Linked DNA regions of Homo sapiens: region 2 is linked to region 1. A link is a loop called in an ENCODE intact Hi-C map of the cell type or tissue named here. Cell type or tissue: gastrocnemius medialis. All regions are shown on one strand. Links, peaks and the distances in the headings refer to the core of each region. The heading gives the core; the rest is flanking DNA. Region 1 has its middle 6.2 kb from the start of LINC01170. Region 2 overlaps LOC107986391 (a long non-coding RNA gene).

Region 1 (2,927 bases), core at 138-2,637:
TTAATCTAGTGCACAGTTTAAATTAAAAAACGGCAATGACTTTGTGTGACCTAAATACAAGCCACTTCTATTCAGGGTGGGATTTATCAACTGCTAACATATTAAGTGTTCAGAGAAGCAACAATTAACCTTACTGTGTGGTGGCTAATATTAATTATATATATATGTATAATACATATGTTGTGTATATAATCTCTTGTTCTTTCTTCTATTCTTAAACATGGCCCAGAGAAAGGGTCATAGTTAATGTGCTTTATCTAGTGGCTATAAAGCTTTGTGTTCATCCTTAGTAGAAAAGAAATTTGTTTATATTTGAGGAGCACAAGAATCACCCTCCCTGGTGCTTTTTTATTGGTCTCTGATATGGATATGGCAATAAATCGCAGTCTTTTGAAGCAAAGATGAAGCTCAGTCTTCCAAATGTGGAGTTGTTAGGGGCAGGGAGCTGCTAGTTGTCCACACAAATATCTCCCTTTCATTCTATGGGGGAAATTCAATCTTGAGGGAGGGTCTGTAAGGGGAGTGTGTGTGTCTGTGTGTGTGTGCGCATGTGTGTGTGTTTCTTTATTGCTAATATACATTCTCTCAAAATACAAGTGCTGAATGGTTGCATTTTGGGACTGTTATGAACTACATTAAGCAATAAAATGATTATCTTAGATGCCATAAACAGACACTGTGAAAACAGAAGGAGGGCACCTACCTACTGCTCTTCGCAGTATTTTAAAATCTCTGAAACTGATGGAAGATAAAAAGCTTTTCGTGGTAGGATTATTAAAGCAAATTTATTGTTGGCAGCCATTAATTATGGCAAAAAGATAAGAATGAATGAAAGAGTATCGGGTAGAGAATGTAGCAGCCCTGGGGCCCCTCTACTGTCTACCTAAATGTATAAAGACAGCTTTTTCCCTTCCATCACTAGAGAAATGAAGTCACACTCTCCTTTTAAGGCTACATCTTACCACTGACTGGGAACTCATGACACCTCCATCTTTCATCACATATAGTGATATATAGGTACAGAGGGGGACCTAAGGGATCTCAGATTGAAGAAAATTTATAGCCATTTAAATAAAATACATTCTGGTTAATTTGGGGTATACAAAAGTGTAATGGCCAGCATTCTGAAGTGGTTGAAATAGGATGGGTGATGTGTGTCAAACGAGAGTTGGGAGAACATGATTTATGAGGCAAATAAGGTCTAACATTTAGAAAAGAAAAATATCAAACATTTAATGTTTTCTTTTTTGATGAATTGAAAATGTTTTTCTTTTGTTCCTTCAAAACTCACCAAAAGTTCAACAGAATCTAAGATTCATGAAGGTATGTATCCTGGTGTTTTGTTCATGGTGGTATCTCTAGCTTCTAGAACAGTAATAGAACATAGTAAAACACCCAACAAATATTTACTGTTATTTGCATTGGATTCGCAGCAGAGAGAAGCTCATGACACATTATTACCAAAATGAGCAAGCCATAGCTGTTACTCCCTCTCGGCTTGTTTCATCACAGGGGTGTTAGGCACCCTAGTTGCTCACAGGTGCACCCTTACCCTCCCATCCTTCTTAACCTCAGACTTCCGCTAGCAGATATTCATTATGAGAGCAGCAACTTTGGTTTTGACAAAAGTAGACCTTCAGCATTTCAAGGGCATCCAACAGTGAGCTGACATACCACTGGGGAGCCCAGCACTTTATATTTAGTCTAGGTTCTGTTCCACACCTCTATTAATAGACAGTCTCTGGCAGCCTGGGATAAAGTGGAGTCAAAGTACTTTAGAATGAATAGAATGGTGACTGGATCTTTCTGAGTGGGATCTTTCACTCAGGCTGGTTTCTGACCTGGTTAACTCTGACTGACTTCCTTTCCACTGGTCTGCAGGACCATTTGCCTCCCAAAAGAACAGCATTTGATATGAGCCAAGCATAAGACTACTCGGTAAGAACCTCCTTGGAGAAGGACAGAGGTAGATTTGGAGCAATGGATCATGCATTTGCAAAACCAAACATCACTCTCAATGCCATACCTGTCCAGAAATTCTAATTTTCTTCTAAATATTTTATATTTGTCTTTGAAAGTTTATTTCCCCCTCCCATACCCACCCTTGGATCTGATATTGTACTTCCACTACTTCCTGGTCAAGGAAGTGGTCCAAAGACATGAGAAAAATAAGCTGTTCAAAAACAGCCAGTGGGCATTCTTCACTACAGGAAAAAATTGGGGAAAATGTAAATGTTTCAATGTAATTGAATTGTATATTAGATGTATATTAGATGACTAATCATTTGTATATTAGATGACTACTAAAAAGGCAAATAATAATAGAGGGAAATATGTAAGTGAAGAAGTGCTAAGCAAAAGTAAAACAATCTAACATAAAAACATAGGTTACAGCTAAAAAAGGCATTAATAAATATTTCAGAAGTCAATTTTTTTGGAAATGGGGAAGGGCAACAATCATTTAGTGAGTGTTATTTCCCAGGACTTTCACAAATGTTCTCATAACAAGTGTAGGCAATCAGCATTAGTATCACCGTTTTACACATGAAGATACTGACCTTCAAAGAGGTTGAGTATCTATCCAAGAAAACACTAGGAGGAAGAGACAAACTGAGAATTTCAACACAGAGATTTTCTGATGCTGAACCCAAACTCTCTCCATTACAATATTAATGTTTATTTGGTTATTCTTCTCTGTAAAGTTGCATTAAATTGCAATTTAAAAAATGTCATTTGATATAATTGCTTCAAACATTAGTAGATCATGAGTTAGCATTCATGTTACACTGACACAGTTGAGGCAAATAAAAATTGATGCTTATGAATATATTTAATTTCCAATTTGGAAAAAAGGAAGAATGTTAGCTAACTTGATAGATAAAAATCTTTCTCAGGCAGTTTAGCCTTTTTTCCTCTTCAGTGAAAAT
Region 2 (2,927 bases), core at 242-2,741, 510 kb before region 1:
CCAGGAGGCGGAGCTTGCAGTGAGCCGAGATCACGCCACTGCACTCCAGCCTGGGTGACCGAGCGAGACTCCGTCTCAGAAAAAAAAAAAGATTTTATTCTACTAGATGCCAAAAACCTGTGTTAAGTATGGCTCAAAGTACTGCCTTACCTCATACTAGAGGAATATTAAATATTCTTGATTTGTTCCTTTAGTAGCTGGCTATGATTTGTGAATGGTATGTCATTTAGATTTGGTTTTAAGCAACATAAACCAATTCTGACTTAAGCAAAAAGAGAATCTTATAGATCATAGGGAACAAATAACAAAATTAAAGGTAAGTTTCTGAGTAGCTAAGTTCTGGAGCTCCAGGAGCATGATCCAATAGCCACTCTCTTATAGGATGCCACTGCTGGGGTGAATCATAACTGCAATATCCAAACTTCCTCTAGAAAGAGTCAGATTAGCAAAACTTCACTGAGGTGCCCATTTGATTAACAATTTTACCAACACTGCACATGATGGGGAAGTGATTGTTTTTCAAAGAAAGTATGGGATGTTGCTGGAAAAACAAACGGGACACTGGACAGGAGAAAGCAATAGATCTCCACCAGGAGCAACCACCTGAATACCGACTTTGAAAAGCTGAGAGTATTAATATTAGCACTGACAATAGAAAAATATGACCTTGCCTTTCTTTCCCACAAATCCCCTCCACAGAGATCGTCTACCTCTGAATACATTGTAAGAAAACCCAGAAATAAGGATGATATGTAATGGCAATGAGCATGTGCCTAGCTAGCTGCATTTAAATATTGGTTCAGTATTTGCTGACTTTGAAGGATTTGCCTGCCTTTTTCCTGATTGGGTACTGCTGCCACTGCTATTTTGTCACCTTTCTGAATTTCGGTATGATCTTCATTATTCATCTGCCCACAGACCTTCTCACCAGCTCAGGTGTCTCAACAATGCCAGACCCACATCAAAGGTTACTTAGCTTTAGTGTCCAGTGAATCAGCCAACTTAGTAAATGTGGAAATAAGCAGATTACCTGAGGTCAGGAATTCGAGACTTGCCTGGCCAACATGGTGAAACCCCATCTGTACTAAAAATACAAAAATCAACCAGGCGTGGTGGCAGGCGCCTGTAATCCCAGCTACTCCGGAGGCTGAGGCAGGAGAATTGCTTGAACCCGGGAGGTGGAGGTTGCAATGAGCCAAGATCACACCATTGCACTCCAGCCTGGGTGATAACAGTGAAACTCCATTTCAAAAATTAAATAAATAAATAAACTCCAACCTGACTATCCTCTAATCTCTGATGTCCAGGCCCTGTAACCTTAGCTATCATCATGAGACATCATGTTGGTCTTACTATATAAATCTCAGCAAAAACATTGTTATGATGCAATCAAGAAAAGTCTAGGTACAAACTAAGCAGCCTTTCAACTATGTTTGGGCATTCTGAAGGCTAGCCTGTTTTTCAAATGGCTCTCTTAAAGACCAAATGGGGAAAAGCCAAGAGCTCCGGGCAATACTTCAAAAGTCAACAGCTGCTGTGCACTCCCAGGCAATCCCAATTTGCCACTTGGCTGCTTGCTGATGAGCTGCTTGTATGAGTATTTGATAGCACCATAGTGTATTTCCCAGTTCACCCATTGACTTGTCAAGCTTTGGGCAGGTATCTGGTATCCCAGAAGTTTGGCTTCCCTGCAAAACAGCTTGTTATAAGGGAAAGAGTATTTGATTGGAAGTCAAGAGTCCAGTTTCAGGTCTGAACTGCTCCTAATTACATACATAGTATCGGGCAAGTCACTAAATGTCTTTGGGCCTTGGCTTTTGGAGTTTTGTTGTTATTAACATTTTATAATGTGACTTTCAAATGTACAAAGGTAGAAAGAATAGAATAGCTCATTCGATTACTTATTGTCTAGTTTCAACAATTATCAACTTGTGGTCAATTTTTATTATGCTGTAACTCAACTTCTGGGTTATTATAAAATAAGTCACAGTTCATATCATTATATCCATAAATATTTCATAGTATATTACTGAAAGATTAGGACTACTTTGCTTTTAAAAAGCCAAAATAACATTAAATACTAAAAAATTAACAATAATTATTATTTTCACATATCCAGTGTTGAAATTTCCCTGTCAAATTTTCAAAATACTTTTTGAATAAAATCTAAAAGATGTCCGTAACATTTAATTGTTAAAAATGTCTCTTAAGACTCCTGTAAACTATAGATTCCCTCTTTCTCTTCTGCTCTCACTCTCTCTTATTCTTTCTTCACCCCTTCCCCTCTTCTCTCCTTCAGTTCATTTGAGGAGAAGAGCCTAGGTCATTTGTCAATAGAGTTTCTCAGTCTGGACTTTTCTAATTGCTTCCTTGTAATGATATTGAATATATTCCTCTGTCTCTTGTACTTTCTATAGTTAGATCTAGAAGCTTGATCATTTCAGGTATTAAATTTTTGTAAGAATGCTTCTTAGGTGGTATTGTGTACTTCCGTTATGATGCATTTAATGTCTAGTTATTTCTCCTTTTGAGTTGTTAGCTGCCATTGATAATCATTGTCTAGATCCATTATTTTCATTAGTGGAAACCTCTTCAATTAGGCTACTTAGTCCCTGCAACATGACCCCTAAAGTCTTCAATAACTTTCTTCATTTCTGGAATGATAAAATCTTTGTACAGTTCCCCAAATCTGCATTTTTCCAAGGAATCCTGCTTTAGACATGGTTTTTACATATTCAAAATGAGAATTTATTTCTAATTTTCCTTATTAAAAATTGTGAATATATGCAAAAGTAAAGAAAATGGCATAATGAACTACTTATTATCTATGCATCACCCAGCTTCAACAATTAAAACCTCAAGTAAATTTTGTTTTATCTATATTCACAGCTACTTTTCATCCACCACTGTACCATTTCCCACTGAAT

What was found. Hi-C counts contacts between places; a loop is a spot of excess contacts. Peaks named below come from ENCODE experiments on the same cell type or tissue, not always from the same donor. Only the 100,000 strongest peaks of a DNase experiment are listed, where the experiment ranks them.
Region 2: it touches region 1 in a loop (2.1-fold over the local background); 1 of 110 quality-filtered maps calls a loop at or near these places.

What each region holds. Positions count from the first base shown.
Region 1 is chr5:124,443,269-124,446,195 of GRCh38, reverse strand. No RefSeq gene overlaps it. Among named protein-coding and RNA genes, the nearest start is that of LINC01170, 6.2 kb to the right of the region's middle. In gastrocnemius medialis, for the core only: no CTCF peak of the experiment used is centred there; no DNase peak of the experiment used is centred there; H3K27ac peaks cover 1,544 bases.
Region 2 is chr5:124,955,285-124,958,211 of GRCh38, reverse strand. All of the region lies in intron 3 of LOC107986391 (a long non-coding RNA gene), which reads right to left. Among named protein-coding and RNA genes, the nearest start is that of ZNF608, 210 kb to the right of the region's middle. In gastrocnemius medialis, for the core only: no CTCF peak of the experiment used is centred there; a DNase peak (open chromatin) is centred at 1,531; H3K27ac peaks cover 1,378 bases.